Regions from separate parts of the Homo sapiens genome. Here region 2 is linked to region 1. The links are chromatin loops, found by intact Hi-C in ENCODE. Cell type or tissue: B cell. All regions are shown on one strand. Each heading gives the region's core, and the rest is flanking DNA. Links, peaks and the distances in the headings are about the cores only.

What was found. Peaks named below come from ENCODE experiments on the same cell type or tissue, not always from the same donor. Only the 100,000 strongest peaks of a DNase experiment are listed, where the experiment ranks them.
Region 2: a loop joins it to region 1, with 2.8 times the contacts of the local background. A loop is called at or near these places in 3 of 110 quality-filtered maps.

Annotation. Positions count from the first base shown.
Region 1 is chr6:15,619,485-15,627,484 of GRCh38, forward strand. DTNBP1 (dystrobrevin binding protein 1) reads right to left here. Exons shown (of 10, transcript NM_032122.5): 5 at 7,859-7,991. Among named protein-coding and RNA genes, the nearest start is that of DTNBP1, 40 kb to the right of the region's middle. RefSeq lists an enhancer at 2,271-2,370. In B cell, for the core only: CTCF peaks have their summits at 4,219 (motif pointing left) and 4,419; DNase peaks (open chromatin) are centred at 2,373 and 4,237; H3K27ac peaks cover 2,449 bases.
Region 2 is chr6:14,059,847-14,072,396 of GRCh38, forward strand. No RefSeq gene overlaps it. Among named protein-coding and RNA genes, the nearest start is that of CD83, 52 kb to the right of the region's middle. RefSeq lists a silencer at 9,718-9,819. In B cell, for the core only: CTCF peaks have their summits at 7,146 (motif pointing left) and 7,346; a DNase peak (open chromatin) is centred at 7,155.

The sequences.
Region 1 (8,000 bases), core at 1-8,000:
CTGAGGGACAGTCTACAAAATATCTGATCACCATGTCTCAAAAAATTGTCATGGTCATCAAAAACAAAAAATGTTTGAGAAACTGTCAGAGCCAGGAGGAGCCTAAGAAGACAAGATGACTAAATTTAATGTGGTCTCCTGAATGAGACCTTGGAACTGAAAATAATATTAAGTAAAAAAAAATTAATAAAGTATGAATTTTTATTAATGAAGATTTTATTTTTAATTAATCTTTGTTTGATCCAAACAGCTATTAGATAATCCAGAAGTGTTGACATTTTCTCTTTTTATCCTCCTCTCAAGCATTTATCCTTTGAGTTAGAAACAATCCAATTACATTCTTTAAGTTATTTTAAAATATACAATTAAGTTATTATTGGCAATAGTTACCCTACTGTGCTATAAAATAGTAGGTCTTATTCCTTTTTTTTTTTTGACACTTTCTAATATCCTAAATTTTAACTCTATTAAATATTTGTGCTTATAAAAACTCCCTCTCCTCTCTGCTAGGGTGTAAGGCTTAAAAACATGAATTTGGTCGGGGGGGAATAACATTTTATTCAAAAGTGAAAATTTGATGACAAGCAGTTTAGCAGTTTTCTTCAGACATTTTAGGTACTGACTTTTATCATATTAATATATCACGGTAAATCTGGAAAAGGCTAATAATAATGTAGTTCATGGTGCTTTTGAATCTAGCTTCAGGGACCACATCAAACAGCTACTATATGTGATTATGGAACGCTTAAATGAAACAATTTGTAAAATCTAAATTTTAGCCAATAACTGTATTTAAGATTTTAAAGAATGTCATAAATGGTACATAAGGAGTTTATATGGGGGAATCAGGCAAAATGATGTACTGCCATTTATATATATATTTTTTTGTAGAGACGAGACCTCACTATGACCTGGCTGGTCTTGAACTCCTGGGCTTGAGCGATCTTCCTGCGTTGGCCTCCCAAAGTGCTGGAATTACAGGTGTGAGCCACCCCACCCAGCCTACATTGTTTTTTGTTTTATTAAATGAAAAACTGACTAGGAGATTCAGCTTGGGAGCTAGTACTCCTAGTACTAAAGAAGCAATATTCAGCTCATTCTGTTATAACTAGTCTGACATGGTCTTAAAATGTATAAAACACTATCATAGCTAATAGGATTATTTAAAAGGCTGTTTCATTTTGATTAGTGATAAAAACTAGAATAGTTAAATTTAATATAGACTCCATTTAACTCTAAGCTACTTGGTGCATTCAGTATCGTGCATGTATGCTTAGCATATGGGGGACGGGTTAAGAGCTAGGCTTTGAAGCACAAGCTTAAAAACCCAGCTCTGCTCCTGCCAGATGAGATGCAATGTGATACCTCGTCTGTGAAGAGAGAGCTAACAACACATATCTTGCAAAGCTGTTAAAAGGATTAAATGAGCCGAAGTACCTAAACTTAATACTTGACAGTAAATAATTAATGTTTGAATATAAAAAATAGAGAAAATTTTTAGATTAGCTAAGTTTTATATTTAATAAAAGTGATTGAAAACTAATAATTTCATTGACCAGTAATGATCATGATGTAAACAAGATCTATGGATCTATTAGATCAAAATGTCAACAACATTTTCATTTTTATCTTACAAACTTACACACCTATAAGTTATTTTCCAGGCTATAGTCTTAGACTTAAGATCTCCTACAGGTAAAAGGAATTAAATTTCAAATGATTTTTCTGAAAAGAAACTATGTAATGGAGCCAACAATTATTCTATGCTGGAAAATGTGTATGTTCTTTTTACCTCTTTAATCTTTATCTGGACAGATGGCAATTTCCATTTAGATTCTAGCTCTGTTGGTTGACTACAGAGCTAATGAGGCCAGGAACTTAAATGAGGTTGATCTCTAGGCAGGCCAATTAATTTCTCACAGACAGAAATTCTGTTCTAGGTACAAATTGTACTTGCTGCCCTAGTCACTCTTTTGTTAATAACGTGGGGACCAGATGAAAACATGTGAGTGGTTTATCAACCTGGAATTCCTAATGAGAAACAAACTGTACATACTTCTGAATAGGACGGCCTCATGCTCTTGTGCTGAATGACAAATTTAGACTAAAAATGCTTGAAATAGTCCGTGGTCATTTTACTGCTAACACCAAATTCATATTTATGTTCTCCCCTTTAAAAAGCTTCACAGGCTCCCCAGCCCTTTCAAGTTAAACTCCTTATCATTCAGAGAGCTACTGCTCTCTGGCCACAAACTGTTTACTTCACTTCTTTCCTTCACATATTCTACATTACAGCAAAACAAGAGGAGTACTGAGCGTTGGTGCCTCCTCCTCCTTGCCTCTGCCTGTCCCTAACCCCGGCCTGTCTTTTCAGGCTTAGGCCAGTGGCAGCCCGCCCTCCTCCCACAGGGCTCCCTTCCTCTTCTGTGCTTCCCCAGACCTTTCAGCCTCACACAGGACTCACATTCTGACTGATATCATCCAACCAGTTGTGTACTCTCATATCTCTCAGGAATCAGTAAGGGCCTTAAAGGTGCAGACTGTATTTTTGCTTTTTTGCTATCCCCTAATAACCCTGTCTGTTGAATTCAATAAAGAATAATTTCTGGTGATAGAATGATTTTATTACTCTAACATGTAAAATAACTGAGAAGGCAAAACTATTCATGGTCATCTAGTTTAAATATTAAGAGACTATGCCAAATTTTGTAAAAGAATAAACATGAGCAGAGAACTTAGAAAACATTAAACAACATGATGATACTTTTAGTATATTAAACCAGGTCACATTATCAGTGACTTAAAACAGAAGAAATGATGAAAATTTTCCATTTTAACACTTAGCAGACTTGAAATCAGTAACAAAATATAAAATAATTGCATTGAAAAAAATAAAGGTTCATCCCCTTATATTAAACTTAAAAAAGCTCTTCATATAATAATGACAAGTACATACGTAATGTGTATTCCGAATATTTTATGTTGAATTTAAGTTAGCAGAAATTTAATTTCCCTGTCACAGCCTGCTCATTTCCTGTTGCAAAACAAGTTGCATATATGAGTACATTTGGTAACCAACTTAGGATGCATATACATAAAATACTAGCAGGCCTCCATGGACACAAATATACCTTTACAAGAAGCTCAAGCCTCACCATTTTGCTCGCTATAACAACCGCATATGTCTCATTTAGTGATCAGTGAAAGAGATAGGTAGAATTTTATTGTGAAAAGCCATTTGGGAATGCCTGACAGCTGTGCAAAAAAGAGCTTCACAAATTTTTGCAAGAAGGCCGTCCCAGAGGAAAAGCAATTCTGTTTGGAATTTTTCTTTGTGCCATTTGTTTCAAATACATATCATCTGTAGTGTAACCACTGATATATAAAGAATGAAGCAGCACACTAAAATTATTTCCCACTTAATGAGTTATTTTCTAACAAAATAATTAGCCTTATGGAACAAAGAACTCTCCTTGGCTGCAAACCCATAGGTCACAGAGGCCAGGTACTGAAAGACCACAAGACTGTTCAAATGCTTACGTTACACTTTTATGTACTAAGGTAATAAGGTAATGATGGTATGAATAAGGAAACTTTAAGAAGTACATTAACTTGCAAAAGCCATTATGGAACAAATGAGATCTATGTAGTAGCCTAAAAGGTGTCTAAGAGAATTAATGTGCCTCTTGAAGGGTCTAGCCTCAGAAAGGAACCTGGACATCTGATAATCTAGTCCATGAAAAACTGACAGAGCTATGATAATCTCTTTGTTAGATGCCCTCTAAAATTCTGTACAGAAAAAAGCAAAATAATACTGTATCAGGCTAGGTCAAACCAAAAGAAAAACACAAACTCAGTATACGGCTGCTATTCTCTTATATCTAAGAATTCTTATCTAAGAGTTAACAGCATCTTCTGGCTGGGTACAGTGGCTCAATCCTGTAATGCCAGAGCTTTGGGAGGCTGAGGCAGGAAGATCGCTTGAGTCCAGGAATAGTCTGAGGCTGCAGTGAGCTATGATCACATCACCATGCTACAGCCTGAACAACAGAGTGAGACTCTGTCTCTTAAAAAAATTAAAATTTTAAAACAAAAACAAAACCCAGAATCTTCTGTTCTAGATGAAGGGAACAGTCTTTTAAAAATAGGTCATATAAAATAAACTAAGAGAAAATTCAAAGACAAGGCTTTAACATTTTGAACTTCAATAAAGGAATAGGATTATACTACCCTCTAGTGGAAGTTCAAGATAATTCAGTATATACTTTTCAAACATATTTTTCCAGTTTTATGATTAAAAAGCACTGTGGTTTTTCACAGAATAAGAAAGTGCATAGAATCTGGATAAAAATATTCCATTGTATGCTTACACACCTTCAATGTACAGAATACTAATATCACCACATTGAATCTTGTGGTTTTGCATTCTAAACTGTTTTGCAGCACAAGCTAAACTGCCTAACATCCATCCAAACCCTCGTGTCACAGAATAATGGTTTTGTGAATTCGCAAAGGCTAGAGAGGCCCCCATTAGAACGTCAGCATCTTGATGGCAGGTGCCCAGCCTTGTTCACTGCTGTGTGTCCAGAGTCTGTACGCAGTGCGTGGTGCGTGGCAGATGCCCAGCATGTACCAGGCACTGTGCTAAGTGGTTACGTTTGTCATCTCCTTTAATCCTCCAAATACCTACAAGACAGGTATGCTCATCGTCATTTTGCAGACAAGAAAACTAAAGCTTGGAGCCATTGAGAAATCTGCACAGTTTTTAAAGTGAGGAAGTTGGATTGGGAGCCAAACCCGATCTGTCAGTTCATAGCCCTTGTTTTCCAGTTCCCAGCATACCCTTATTACTTATTTTTAAAACGACAAACCTTACCAGTAAGTATCAATTAAATAGGCTCCTGTAAGCTGGACTGAAGCCAATATGAATGGATCATCTGTTGTAACTTAACAATTCCCAAGGGGCTAGGTACCAGGAGCCATATTAATGAAGCCATGGGATAACACAGCTAAAAGCATCATCAAAAGTCCAAATTGCTCACATAACATAAATCCTTTGCCCTTCAATAAAAGCAGGGCCTCTAGAGAGCAAAGTAAGACCAAAAGAGTGAAGCAGCCTGGAAAATGGAGGGACTGACAGGATATGGTGTTACATTTGACAGTGAAAGGGCAACAAGTTCAAAGAAGTTAGGGGGACCCTGTGACTAAATATAATCGGTTACCATTTTCTTCTAAGTTTGTTTTTATTTTTTATTATTGCTTAACTATTTAAGCTTTGTAATATTATGTCAAGGTATTTGGGTAATAATAGGAGAGATTTTGAGGCTTCCAAAAAAAAAAACCCAGTAAATGAGTAAGCATTTAAAACACTAAATGTTTCCAAAATCTAAGACTGATACATAAATGCATCAAAATGAATTCATAAAGTACATTAATGGTACAGATACATGTTTACACAACTCACTCCATCAAATTTGGCTTCAAAGTGTTTGTTTTCCTACTGTAAAGAATATCGTCAGCAATGATTCTATAAAGCTTAAATTGCTTAGCTAAAAGCCTCATGATTTTAAAACAACTCTCTCTGGGCTTATTCTAGGCCAACAAATACTAACTAGGTCTCTAAAATTCCAAGTTTTGATATGCTATCTTCCACAGTCATTCATTACTAATTATAAATATCAGGCAAATAACAGCAATAGATTAAAACCCAAAGGAAGCATGTATTTCAAAGGCTAACAGATAATTCAGATTGGCAATATATATGAAAAGCAACCATCCAGACATACCTTCTAAAAAAAACTGAACTAACTCTCTAAAAAGAGCTCAATATCGGTTAGACATAGATGAGAGGAAAAAAATGACTCAAATTAATTTAGCAGTGATTAACCAGAACAGTATATCAGATAATGTTTTAGCTTTCATTTGTCTTTAGTGTTAGATGTTCTCAGATTACTAAAAAAGAGAGGATTCAAGTGAACATTTGGAAGGCCTACCTTGTGCATTTAAGAAGCCAAAATGCAGTTTCTGAAGAATAAGGTCATGTGTCACTAAACATCAAACATTTTTCAGGATATTAGAATCCTAATTGGGAACGAACATACAATATATTCTATGAAAGACTTATAGAGACTGCATTTTCTAAACAGAATTGACTATGAAAATAATGAGAACTGTGGCAGAATGCATTTAATCAATAGAGTGGTATTAAGCAAACAACAACTATCCGTAAACAGATTTACTCTCAGCTGGGGAAATAAAAGAGGTTATCATAAGAGAACATGTCTGCAAAGAAACATACAACCAATGAAAAGCAAGTGACTCAAAGAGATACAGGAAGATGAGCTGAAAGAAAGTGGCTAAGAAGAATGTTCCGAACATCTTAAAGGCTATGTCCAAGGCTTGGGAAGGACCATTACTATACCTGTAAGAGGAAACCAATGCAGACGGCAATCACAGCCATTTTACACTTTTCTAAGACCCAGAATCTCTTTTCCATGCCCTGCCTTCAGAAATAACAAAACACTGACCCTGAAAGGCATGGCAACAGCCAGGGGACTTGAAGAATACAGTTCATAGAGACCTACTGAGAGCTCCCATCCCACTGCCTCATCACCTCATCCTACTGCCTCATACTGATATTGAGGATATCATCAATGTGGTTGGAATCCTAGATGCATTTATAAATTTTATGATTCTGAGCAAGTTGCAACCTCTCCAAGCCTTAGTTTATCTGTAAATTGGGAATAATAAAAGCTACTTTTGTGGGGTTCTTGTGAGAATTACAGATAGTATCTGTAAATCATCTAATCATCTCTGACATACAGTAGGTGCTATAAACATTAGCTACTGTTATCAGCAACAGCACTCCAAATACTACGTATCTATTTTGTTCACACACAAAAAACTGTCTTATGACTTGCCAATTACTTGCCTTGTAAATCAGTCATGTTTTGCTTTGAATAAGGCAATATTAAAAACAGGAGGAGATAATAGGGTATCTTTAGCTTCCCACCTAAAAGACTAAAACAGGTTATTAGCTCATACAGACAGCTCCTACCTCCTACTTTACTAAGATCTTAAGCTTGATTAGGAAATAGTAAGCTGCAATATTATCCTTAGATGTGGCATCATCAAACATAAAAGATAATTTTCTGAATATAAACCCAAGAAAAAAAGAATACCAACATAATCCATCCAAATGAACAACGACAAAAAAATAAATTTCCACAGAGTATAAATTTAGCCAAACAGGTACCCTAATTTACTTTGTTGTTGTTGTTGTTTGAGACAAGGTCTCACTATGTTGCCCAGGCTGGATTCAAACTCCTGGGCTCAAGCACTCCTCCTGCCTCAGTCTCCAGAATAGCTGCAACTGCAGGCACGTGCCACCACACCCAGCACAAGTACCCTCATTTAACCAGGTTTGTTTGATCTCCAATCCGTTTGAAGAGAAAAAAATACACTACAAGACATGAAGTTCTAGCATATCTAAATTTTAAAAGCAACAATTTCTGGAATACATTCTACAGTAAGGACAAAGTCACCTAATCCATTTTCTATATGTATGCTTTTAAACAGAGACCAAATGTCAACAAAGACAACCTGAGTCACTTTAAGAATCAACATAATTATAATTATGTGTCCGGAGCTGACCTGAGGCAGAAACAGAACTAATTTCTACACTTTACATCATTTTCTGTGGAATCCTCAACTAATCAAAATATGAAATCATGATTTTCCAAAAAATCCTGTTAACCCAGAATTTCATGTGTTCCTGAAAAGCTCTGAAATTACACCAAACCCTGCCCAAGTTGTTTTCATTCCTAAAAGTAATGTACAATGAAAACATTGGACTTACTCAGATTTGCTGTCATGGATTCTAAGTCTGCGATTAAAGCTGGGAGCTGCTGGAGCTGCTCTTGCAGCTCCACGAGGCTTGTCTTTTTCTTCTCCCAGTGCGCAGAAAGCATGACCACCTCGCTATCCACCAGCTGCAGCAC
Region 2 (12,550 bases), core at 2,596-10,595, 1.6 Mb before region 1:
CTGAAATGTTCTGAGAAATAGCCAGGAGGCTCATGCAGAGACAGAGAATGAGAAAGTGGTAGGAGGTGAGGTCAGGGAGGTAATGGGGACCGAATCAAGTCCCAGCAAGGATGTTTGGTTTTGTTCTCTGTGCTGGGAGACATTGGAGGGTTAGCCAGAGGAGCGACATGACACGACTTGCGTCTTACAAGGATGTCTGTGGCTGCTGTGTGGAAAATAGATGACAGAGAGGCAGGGGTGGAAGCAAGGACACCAGTTGGGAGACTGTGGGAACAATTCACTCTCTGGTGGATAACAGGGCTGCAGGAACCTCCAGGAAGATTGCGAAGAGCCACTGCCGGCCCACAGCACAGAGCACTGGGCTGGCTCTGCCCCAGCAGCAGTGATGCCATCTGACCGCTCCTGCATCTCATGCCCATCCTCCCTTGGAGGCCTGCCAAGAGGTGTCTGGCACAGAAGCTGCTCGTCAAAGGGCAGTTCTGATCATGACTCATTAGAAAGGTTGAAAAGCCAGCTGGTTGCATTTTTAATCGAATATTTCATTATTTGGCACAATTGCTAAAGTGTCTTTTTAAATTAATTATTATAGAACCAAAGACAAGCTCAGGGAGAAATATTGTAATGGTCAGATTTTGTCTTACTGCCTGGAGCTGCCTGACGACTCCAAGCACTAGAGTTTGCATCCTCAATGCCCTTGAATGAAAGGGTCTTGAGGTTTTATCTAGTCCTACCCAACAACAACAAAAAAATTTGAGCATTGACCTCTGATTTTTGGACCCAAAGGGACCTTGGTGGAAAATGATTCCAGTCCCCTCTTTTTCTGGATCCATCAGATGAGTGATAATTTAGAATTCAGTTGGTTTTGTTTTGCTCCAAACTCATCCTCATAAAGTTCCAATGATGAAAAGATATGGACTTAGGTGCTAGGAGTTGTGTTCAACTTTCTTCTTGGAACACCCAGTAGTCTTGAGGACATATCTAAAAGACAATTTCATGTCTTTTTTTTTGTTTGGGCAAGAACAATGCTTTAATATTATTATATGATTCTTTTCAAACATAAATATACGCTTATGGCATTATGTGTAAAACACACATTTTTAAAATCCAAGAGCAGGCTTACACTTGAAGAGCAACATTTTAAAAATGTTTCTTTCCTACCTTTAATAAGTGCATATCTATTGTAAAGTGCATTTCCAATGTGATCCTAAGCCTCTGAGACAGTTAATCCCCAGTTTACAAAGCAGAGACCCAGCTTGGTTAGAGGATGATTTGCTCTAGGTCGGAGACAAAGCCAGTGACCTTGGCAATGAACAGCTAGTTAGAGTTGAGTGATTTCCAGGTCAGCACAAAAGATGAAGCCCTGCCAAACAGAGCTGTGGTCACTGATTTTGTTGGCTTGATAGTGACTGAACTGGTTTTTATTCATCCCATAGTGCCTGTTCTTATATTCACTGAGAAGGATGGTTTATGTTCAAATTTTGTTTGAAGAGATTTATAGCATTCAGAGGGTAGAGATGAAAATATGATCTTCTCCTTAACTTTTAGGATTATAATTCTGGGGAAGATGAACGATCGTTTAATTCTAAAAACACAACAAAAAAAATTTAAGCTTTAATTTAATAGCATTGCCATGAATTTAATCTTTCAAACAATTTGCACAAAATGTTAGGCATTGCTATGGTCTATATGTGGTCTATATGTGACCCTCAAAATTCATATGTTAAAACTTAATCACCAATGGGATAGTATTAAGAGATGGGGCCTTTAGGAAGTGATTAAGTCATGAATGGATTAATGCTCTGATAAAAAGAGGTTGAAGGGAGCATTCTAGTATGCCTTTTTGCCGTTTTCACCCCTTCCACCATGAGGATACAGCAACAGGTCCCACACCAGACACCAGTTGTAAGTGTCTTGATCTTGGATCTCCCAGTCTTCAGAACTGTAAGAAATAAATTTCTCTTCTTATAAATTATCCAGTTTCAGATATTTTGTTATGTCAGCACAAATAGATCAAGACAGGCATGCTGTAACGTTCTGATATGTCAAATTTAGAGTAGCTATGTCAAAAATCACGGGTATTTCCTGTGGCTATAACTTACGTTTGTGTCTTATTTCCTGAAACCATTCATAGATCTACTTACTTGGATCACATACTTCCAATACATTTTGTCACCTTAATAGACTGAATAAGAAAAATAAAAATGTCTGGGTCTTGAGTATACTAGCCGGGTGACTTTAAGTTTCTATGCACGTGAATATTCTCATTGGTGGGTCTAATTCTCATCTATAGGTTACTGCCTTTTATGGTCTGAATAGTGTCCCCCCAAATTCATATGTTAAAGTCCTAACCCCAAAACCTCAGAATGTATCTGGAGATAAGGTCTTTAAATAGGTAATTAAGTTACAAGAAGATCTTTAGGGTAGTTCCTAATCCAATATGACCAGTGTCCTTATAAGAAGAGGGAGTTGTGACACAGATATGTACATGCATAGAGGAAAGACCATGTGAAGATACTGGAAGAAGATGGCCATCTACAAGCCAAGGAGAGAATCCTCAGAATGAAACCAGCTGACCTTGATCTTGGACCTTAAGCCACCAAAACAGTTAGGAAATAAGTTTCTGTTGTTTAAGCCAACTAGTGTGTGTTTCTTTGTTATGGGAGCCCTAGTAGATTGATACAGATTTTGGTACTGGGAGTGGGGTGCTGATATAACAAATACCAAAAAATTCAAAGTGGCTTTGGAACTGGGTAAGGCTAGAAGAGTTTTGAGGCCATATTAAAAAAACCTAGTTCCTCGAAGAGCCTGTTAATAGAAATATGGACATTAAATATGCTTCTGGTGAGGTCTCACACGGAAATGAACATATTTTGGGCACTGGAGGAAAGATGATCCTTGTTACAAAGTGGCAAAGAACTTGGCTGAATAGTGTTCTAGTGTTTTGCGGAAGGTAAAACTCTTAAGTGACAAACTTGGGTATTTAGCTGAGGAAATCCCTAAGCAAAGTGTTGAAGGTTTCTCTTTACCACTTACAGCAAAATGTGAGAGCACAGAGTTAAGTTGAAGAAGAAATTGTTAAGCAAAAAGGAACCAGAATTTGAAGACTTGGAAAATTCTCAGCTATATATATTACAATGCATGAAGAGTTAGGTTAAAAGAATATCTTTAGGGTGGTCTCTAATCCAATATGACCAGTGTTATACAGTATTGAATAACAATACTGTCTTTTATGTTACAGGGTAGCTATGATGATCAAATGTAATTGGTTTTATATGTACTCTAAGATCTTGGTAAACTATAAATTGTTCTACAAAAATAAGGTGCAACAAAGATAAGATGAGGCTTGGATCTTTAAAGTCTCAATCCAGCCCTCTTTCTAATATATTATCTCATGCCAAAGACTTCTAGACTTCCAGCAAATCAGATCAACAAGCATTTAATTAAATACTCTGAACAGCACACGAATAGATACAGTAAGGTGGCCAGCACAGTGGCTAATGCCTGTAATCTCAGCACTTTGGGAGGCCAAGGCAGGAGGACTGCTTGAGGCCAGGAGTTTGAGACCAGCCTGGGCAATATAGAGAGACCCCATCTCTATAAAACATAACAAAATTAAAAAATTAGCTAGGTGTGGTGGTGTGCACCTGTAGTCCCAGCTACTTGGGAGCCTGAAGTGGGAAGATCATTTAAACCTCTGAGTTTGAGGCTGCAGTGAGCTATGATCATCACTGCACTCTAGCCTGGGCAATGGGGTCTCAAAATAAGCAATAGAAAATAAGAAGAAGGCACAGTCTTTCCTCCACAGTATCTAGAAAGCAAAAAATAAACATATTTCTCAGCTAATAAACTACACAGCAATCTTGAGATAATATATTTTCAGCTTTCCACATTAATTAATTGGTTAACCTCTAAAGCAAGTTGGTATTCTTCCTAACATCTTTTGGGGAAATGACAAAAGCAAATTCAATTTAGAATCTTATAAACTTTTATTCTTTTTTGTTGGTTTGGCACAGACACATTTCTTTTTTCTTTATAACTTCTATTATTCTCTTGGAAGGGCCAGGTTTTCAAATCAGAGGCTGACATCACAGTTTGCAGCTCCTGCCAAACAAAAGTTTCCGATGGAGAATATTTGCAAATTTGACCACTGATTTAATTAAAAACGTTCCCAAGAAGTGTAAAAGAACAAGTTTTCAGATCTTTATTTGCAATTGTGAAGCAGTCTGGAAGCTTGAGCCGTGATATCTACCTTTAGTACTTCTTAGGAAGCTCAAAGCATGCAGCCTCCTGAGAGTGGAAAGCTTTCATCCTTTCTTTCCTCATTCAACCTCACCATTGCTTTTGGAAAGCCACATCTGCTGGAATATAGGGGTTAAAATTCTGTCTTCCCCTAGTCACAGGGGTAAAAATTTTCACAAAATTAATAATAATAATAATAATAATAAATAATGGGGGGCTGGGCATGGTGGCTCACGCCTGTAATCCCAGCACTTTGGGAGGCTGAGGCAGGAGGATCACCTGATGTCAGGAGTTCAAGAGCAGCCTGGCCAACATGGTGAAACCCTGTCTCTATTAAAAATACAAAATTAGCCGAGTGTGGTGGCACATGCCTGTAATCCCAGCTACTGGGGAGGCTAAGGCAGGAGAATTGCTTGAACCCAGGAAGCAGAAGTTGCAGTGAACCAAGATCATGCCACTGCACTCCAGCCTGGATGACAGAGGAATACTCATTCTCAAAAATAAATAAATAAATAAAGAATGGGAAGAGAAGAGAGAAGATAATTGAAGGACACCCAGAAACCTTTCCCATCATGTCAGAAATTTACCAGCTACATGAACATTTGCTTCCGAGACAGTATCTGCATGGATCATATCAACTGACTAATCTTCATGGGAATAATTCTTTTTGTAAACCTTTTTGCTTTCTAAGGAATCCACTTGAAAGAAAAGATCTTGGATACAATGGCCCCTTACTACAGTTCTGTGAGGTGTTACGGAAATGTAATCATATCCTCCATCAGTGATTTAAGGGAGTACAGTAGTGAATTATTTTGTAAAGTGTAGAATTTTCTTCCTACTTGAAGAGTCTCTCACTCACTTTTGATTTTTAAGTTTGGATTTTCATGTATTTGTCTCAAAGTCAGAGACATAAATCAACACATGACCCCAAAGGAATACTGGAGGACTACACAAGGGTCTCTGGCAGAGCAAATCTGTTCTGATTCCACACCACCCATCTTCACTCACGACAGAGTCGCAGCGTGGGACAGTGCCTCCGTTCCTATAAAGAAAGGCCACTCTCAGTGTGTTCGGCTGTGCTGTCATGCACTACTACACATATCCCAAGAACCCCAGATACTGAAAAAAGAGAAGTTGCTTTCCCAAAACAGAGTTTTTTCCTATGATCAGCTCATGATCATCTCTCTCCCTTTATCTTTCTTAACCCTAAAAAACCAGTTTTACTATTCATCCATCCTAACAAGGTAAATTAGCCAAGACCTTACCACACCTCCTTTACACTTTCATCTTCCCCCTTTTAGCTGCCTTTAGCAGCCTTATGGATGGGGTTTCACATCTCCCTATATTCTGTACAGGCTGTGTGTGTGCATGCATGTGTGTCCCTGTGTGTGTGTATCTGTGTCTGTCTCTGTGTCCCTCTGTGTGTATATCTGTGTGTTTCTGTGTCCCTGTGTGTATGTATCTATGTCTGTCTCTGTGTGTGTGTGTGTATCTCTGTCTGTGTGTGTGTGTATTTGTGTGTGTGGGGGGGGGTGGGTATGTGTGGTGTGTTTCTCTGTATTCCTTTTCATTTCTCCCTAGGTGGCTGTGCCCAGATCGCCTCTCTACTCCTTCAGATAAAAAGCAAAGGGCTTTGGGGAGGCTGAGGCAGGAGGTTCACTTGAGCTCAGGAGTTAGAGACTAGCCTGGGCAACATAGTGAGACCTCGTCTCTCCAAAAAACTTTAAACAAAAACTTGAAAAAGCAAAGAGCCTTGGGTAATAGTGACAGTAGTCACAGCTAGCGTCCACATGCAGCTTCCTGTGTATGCATCAGGCAGCTCATCACCTGTATATCTGTGGACCACTTTAATCCTCATCACAACCATACGAAGGTGGAACTATTAGTCTCATTTTACAGATGAGGAAATGGCTACGTAAACTCTTGTAAAGAAATCCAGACAAGGCCGGGTGCGGTGGCTCACACCAGTAATCCCAGCACTTTGGCAGGTCTTGGCGGGTGGATCACTTGAGGTCGGGAGTTCGAGACCAGCCTGGCCAAAATGGTAAAACCCCTTCTCTACTAAAAATACAAAAGTTAGCCAGGCATGGTGGTGCGTGCCTGTAATCCCAGCTACTCGGGAGGCTGAGGCAGGAGAATAGCTTGAACCTGGGAGGTGGAGGTTGCAGTGAGCCAAGATTGCACCACTGCACTCCAGCCTGGGCAATACAGTGAGACTCAGCCTCAAAAAAGAAAAAAAACAAAACAAACGGAAACAAAACAAAAAAGAAATCCAAAGGAATGAATAATGAACAATACACTGTCCCTCAAATGTGCTCTCCCCTCAGGCTCACGTTCTTCAGTATATACACATATGCTTACTATATGTGACTACTGTAGTACTATACATTACTACTGTGTCTTAGCTCATTCACCTTAGAGACAAATGGATAGTAAAATTATTTTTTTTTTAGAGTTAGGAAAGGAAAAAAGAAGAGGAGAGGGGTCATGAGTTGATTATATAAACAAACCTTGTTTTGAAGAAGTAGCTTCTCTTATCTCAATGTGTGTGTGTGTGTGTGTGTGTGTGTGTGTGTGTGTGTGAGAGAGAGAGAGAGAGAGAGACAGAGAGAGACAGAGACAGAGTATATGTAGAGCACAGGTTTGGAAAAATCCCTATACCATAAAATATTTCATTGCATCCTTCATGTAATGTATTCATGAGCCTGTAGCTTTCCTTCCTTCCTCCAAGGTAGTCACAGGGGACAACAGTCGTGAGTTGACCTGCTCACAGAGTGTCTAGATAGCGCTGGCACCCAGTAATCCCATTAAAATTTTCCTTAAGGTTCTCTTCCACCTCAAGCCTCAAGACTTGAAACTTGGCAGCCTGCTACCTGGTAAAGCACACATCTTCATGGTACATTACTGCCACCTAGAGCTGATATATTGAAACACAGATTCTAGATAAAGCAAAACTGAGAACAAAGCAAAATAAAAAGTCACGCCCAGCCCTGTCCTAAAGCAAGCTGTTTTAGTCCAAGCAGTTTAGATTAAAAATATAATGGACTTTAAGATGAAATTCCTTTCTTCAAGACGTCCAACTTCCTATCTCTGTAAGTGGGTTACCATCCAATAATATTCAAATTAAAAAGCTCAAATGTAGTAGCTGTCAAAATAAGGAAGAAGGAATTTGAGAGAGAGAGACAGGGAGAGAACATGTTTTGAAAAATAAACCTTTGCAGTTGTAGCCATCATTTGAAAGATGAGGAAACTGAAGCTCAAAGCTGTAACGGATTTCTTTTTTTTTTTCTTTTTTTGAGACAGAGTCTTGCTCTGTCTCCCAGGCTGGAATGCAGTGGTGTGATCTCAGCTCACTGCAACCTCTGCTTCCCAGGTTCAAGCGATTCTCCTGCCTCAGCCTCCCAAGTAGCTGGGATGACAGGCGCCCGCCACCATGCCAGGCTAATCGTTTGTATTTTTAGTAGAGACAGGGTTTCGCCGTGTTGGCCAGGCTGGTCTTGAACTCCTGACCTCAGGTGATCCACTTGCCTTGGCCTCCCAAAGTGCTGGGATTACAGGCGTGAGCCACCACACCCTGCCTGTACCAGATTTCTTGAGTTCAAATCACTAGCAAGCAGTTCTGGCAAGATGGAATACAGGGCTCTGGTTTTTTATTCCAAAATGAAATCATAACACAGAATCAGCGTAAGCCTTAACATAACTCCACAATTAGTGGTGGCCTTCCAACTGCTCCACCCACAGTCCTGGGGGGGGGTGTGTCCATGTGCTGTTCTGTGTGAAGGTCACCCTTGGTAAGATCTGGTGGCTTTGGGATTCATTCCTGGGAGCAGCGTTGGGTATACACCCATCTGTGCACATCCTCTCCGCCAACCAGCAGATGCTTGTCAGATAGTGGCTGAGGTTAGAGGGCAAAGTCTGTGAGTGGAGACCCTGATCTACAAGGGCAGAGACCATAAAACAAGCTTTATTATACCGTGTTCTCACCCACCATTCCTCAATCTGGGAGGTGTAAGGAAGCTGTTCTTGTTAAGTGAAGATGTGGCCCAGATGGAGGAAAGGAAGGAGAGTCTGTTTTGTGATCTTTCTTGTGCTTGGACGTCACTGGAGAAGTCTATAGACCTATTCTTAAAATAATGGTTTCAAATGCATAAAAGGAAATACATGGGATTGTAAAGGAAACCAATTATGGGCAAGCGAAGTAACCACATTCTTTAAAAATATGTGATATTATGTGTCTTAGTCATCTTGGCTACTATAACAAACAAGCTGCCCACAGACTGGGCGGCTTAAGCAACAGACAATGATTTCTTATAGATCTAGAGGCTAGAAGTCCAAGATTACGATGCTGGTGAGAGACAGGACTAGCTGGATTTCCTAGGCTGACTAAGAATCCCTAAGCCTAGCTGGGAAGGTGACCGCATCCACCTTTAAACACAGGGCTTGCAACTTAGCTCACACCTGACCAATCAGGTAGTAAAGAGAGCTCACTAAAATGCTAGTTAGACAAAAACAGGAGGTAAAGAAATAGCCAATCATCTATCGCCTGAGCACGGAGGTGGGGGGACAGTGATCAAGATATAAACCCAGGCATTGGAGCTGGCAACGGCAACCCGCTTTGGGTCCCCTCCCTTTGTATGGGAGCTCTGTTTTCACTCTATTAAATCTTGCAACTGCACTCTTCTGGACCGTGTTTGTTACGGCTCGAGCTGAGCTTTCGCTCACTGTCCACCACTGCTGTTGGCCACTGCCGCAGACCCGCCGCTGACTTCCATCCCTCCGGATCTGGCAGGGTGTCCGCTGTGCTCCTGATCCAAGGAGGCGCCTGTTGCCACTCCTGATTGGGCTAAAAGTTTGCCATTGTTCCTGCACGGCTAAGTGCCCGGGTTCCTCCTAATGGAGCTGAACACTAGTCGCTGGGTTCCACGGTTCTCTTCCGTGACCCACAGCTTCTAATAGGGCTATAACACTCACCGCATGGCCCAAGCTTCCATTCCTTGGAATCCGTGAGGCCAAGAACCCCAGGTCAGAGAATAAGAGGCTTGCTGCCATCTTGGGAGCGGCCCCCCCGCATCTTGGGAGCTCTAAGAACAAAGACCCCTGGTAACACTGGCAGATTTGGGTTTTGGTGAGGGCCCTCTGTCTGGCTTCACAGTGCCACCTTCTCCCTGGATCTCCACATGGCAGGGAGAGAGAGAGAGAGGAGTGGGGAGAGAGAGAGGACGGGGAGAGAGAGGTCTGGTATCTCCTCCTCTTCTTATAAGAGCACCAATTCCATCATAGGGACTCCAACCTCCTGATGCCATCTAAACCTAATCACCTCCCAAAGTTCCCACCTCCTAAATACCTTCACATTGGGCGTTAGTACTTCAACATATGACTTTGGAAAGGGGGGACACAAACTTTCAGACCTAATAACCACCATACTTGTGAAGGGGTGATGAGCATAGCTGGTATTTTGAGGTATCTGCCACAAGGAAAGAGAACATGAAAATATTGACAATTTCCTGTAGTGACAAAGTCTCAGGAACTTGGTATGCTATTGTGATTTGTTGCTTATGTACATAATTGAGGAAATGCTAAATTTCAGTAGGAAGTTAGTAAAAATAAGTATGTAATTTTCTCTCACCCATATTCGCAGACCCTGATTGTGACAGTTAATACTCAGTGTCAACGTGATTGGATTGAAGGATACAGAGTATCTCCCGTAGACTTCTCCAGTGAGGTCCAAGCACAAGAAAGATCACAAAACAGACTCTCCCTCTTTTCCTCAAAGATACAAAGATACAAAGTATCCTGGGTGTGTCTGTGAGGGCGTTGCTAACATTTGAGTCAGTGGGCTGGGAAAGGTAGACCCACCCGTAATCTGTGGCGGCACAATCTAATCAGCTGCCAGCTCAATTAGAATATAAGCAGGCAGAAAAACGTGAAAAGAGAGGCTGGCCTAGCCTCCCAGCCTACATCTTTCTCCCTTGCTGGTTGCTTCCTGCCCTCGAACATCGGACTCCAAGTTCTTCAGTTTTGGAACTCGGCCTATTGTGGGACCTTGTGATTGTGTGAGTTAACACTTAATAAACTCATATATATATATATATATATACACATATATACGTATATATATATATACACATATATATACATATATATGTGTGTGTGTGTGTGTGTGTGTGTGTATATATATATATATATATATATATATATATATATATGAGTTCTGTACCTCTAGAGAACCCTGACTAAAAACTGATATTCTGTCCGTGGGCCTTAGTTTATGAACCTCTGCCTTAGAGAATTCAGCAAACTTATTGGTTTGTAGTCAGCGGGATACAAGGAGTTTTGGAGCATGCTGCAATGGACTGTATTAAATAGCCCTGACAGGGTGCTGAGAGAGACAACTGTGATTGTGTGGGCAGGAATTGTCACACAAGCCGCCCCTGGCCGCAATATTCATCTTCCCCCAGCCATTTCTGGAATGGAGGACATGGATCAATTGTAAGGTCTATCCTAAATCCAGTGTCCTTTTCTCACTGCATGGCCTTGGGTGAAAGGGTGAAAAAGAATGTTAGCAGGTTGCGTCAGCCTCCTGGCCAGAGACCTCTGACTCCAATAGCGAGCTCTGCTTTTTTTTGTTGTTGTTATCTTCCTGGATATATTAGGAAATCCACAGATTTGTGTTCCTTAGGGAAACAGTTAATTTCTAGTGTTCAAGGCCAAATGAATCCTTTCATAAGTAGAGTAAAAGTTAAAATTCAAAAGGGGAGAGGTAGAAATAGTTGGGAGGGTGTCAAATCTCAATAGAAACATCTTTCCAAACTAGAAGCATTTTTTCTTGAACATTTTCAGTATCTAAACTAGTAAAAGATGTCTCAAAATATCTTTTCAACCTTGTTAAGGAAAACCATTGACCAATTCTAGAGGGACTATTTTAAAGCCATTTCTTTGAGTCCATCCTGAAATTAAAACACTCAGGGAGATGTTCTAATTAAACTTTCTAATAAAAAAGAAAAATGCCCCATATCACTTCATTTAGATGCTTCTCCTGCCTCCAAGTTAATAGTGTCATTGGTACCTTTTCAACATATGAGAGCTTAGGCTCACGGAAGGCCTCTAGTGCATGTACACCTGATGTTCACTGTGGTCAGATGTCCACAATGTGGCACTTCTGCAACAGGCATGCTTATGTGCTGGGGGTGGGGAGGGAGGATGATGACTATGCTGGGGAGGAAGGTGGGCTCCTGGCTGCAGGCACATTCAGAAAACTGTCCGCCTCCATCACCTTTCCAAAAGCCAGGCCTGCTTTAATGAGGTGGGAGCAGGAAGGAAGTGAAGACTTATCACAAGGGAAGCAGATGGGGGACAGAAGAAGCCAGAGAAGGGCAGTTATGGAATGCATTTGGAGTTATAAAAAAGTTAGTTGTTGCTCGGCGTGGTGGCTCATACCTGCAATCGCAGCACCTTGGGAGGCCAAGGTGGGCAGTTTGCTTGAGCTCAGGAGTTCAAAGCCAGCCTGGGCAACATGGTAAAACCCCATCTGTACAAAAAAATACAAAAATTTAGCCAGGTCTAGTGGCCCAAGCCTGTAGTCCCAGCTACTCGGGAGGCTGAGGTGGGTGGATCACCTGAGCCTGGGGAGTTGGCTGCAGTGAGCTGTGATGTCACTTACTGCACTCCAGCCTGGGCGACAGAGCAAGACTCTGTCTCAGAAAAAACAAAAACAAAAACAAAAAACAAGTTGTGGCCTGTCATCTCAGCACTTTGGGAGGCCGACGAGGCGGGCAAATCACCTGAGGTCAGCAGTACGAGACTAGCCTGGCCAACATGGTGAAACCCCATCTCTACTAAAACCACAAAAGTTAGCCGGGCATGGTGGCACATGCCTGTAATCCCAGCTACTTGGGAGGCTGAGGCAGGAGAATCACTTGAACCCGGGAGGTGGTGGTTGTAGTGAGCTGAAATTGCGCCATTGCACTCCAGCCTGGGTGACAAAGTGAGACTCCGTCTCAAAAAAAAAAAAAAAAAAAAAAGTGGTCCTAGTGCTTTTTTGTGAAAAGGGAAATTCTCAATATGATGCAGACATACCCGCTGATTCCCGTAATTTCAGGCTGTTAGCAAGAAAAGCCAAGGGGATTTTTAAAAGCCCATGAGCCACATTCGGTGAATACACTGGGCATGTGCTCCACTCTCCCCAGCATCTGACTCATCTTAACACACAAACCAACAAATTCTCCACCCGAAGCCAGAGTGCAGCCTGACCAACATGCCTCTTGGTTTTTAAGGGTCTTTATCTTTTGAGAGGATAGACACTAAAACAATT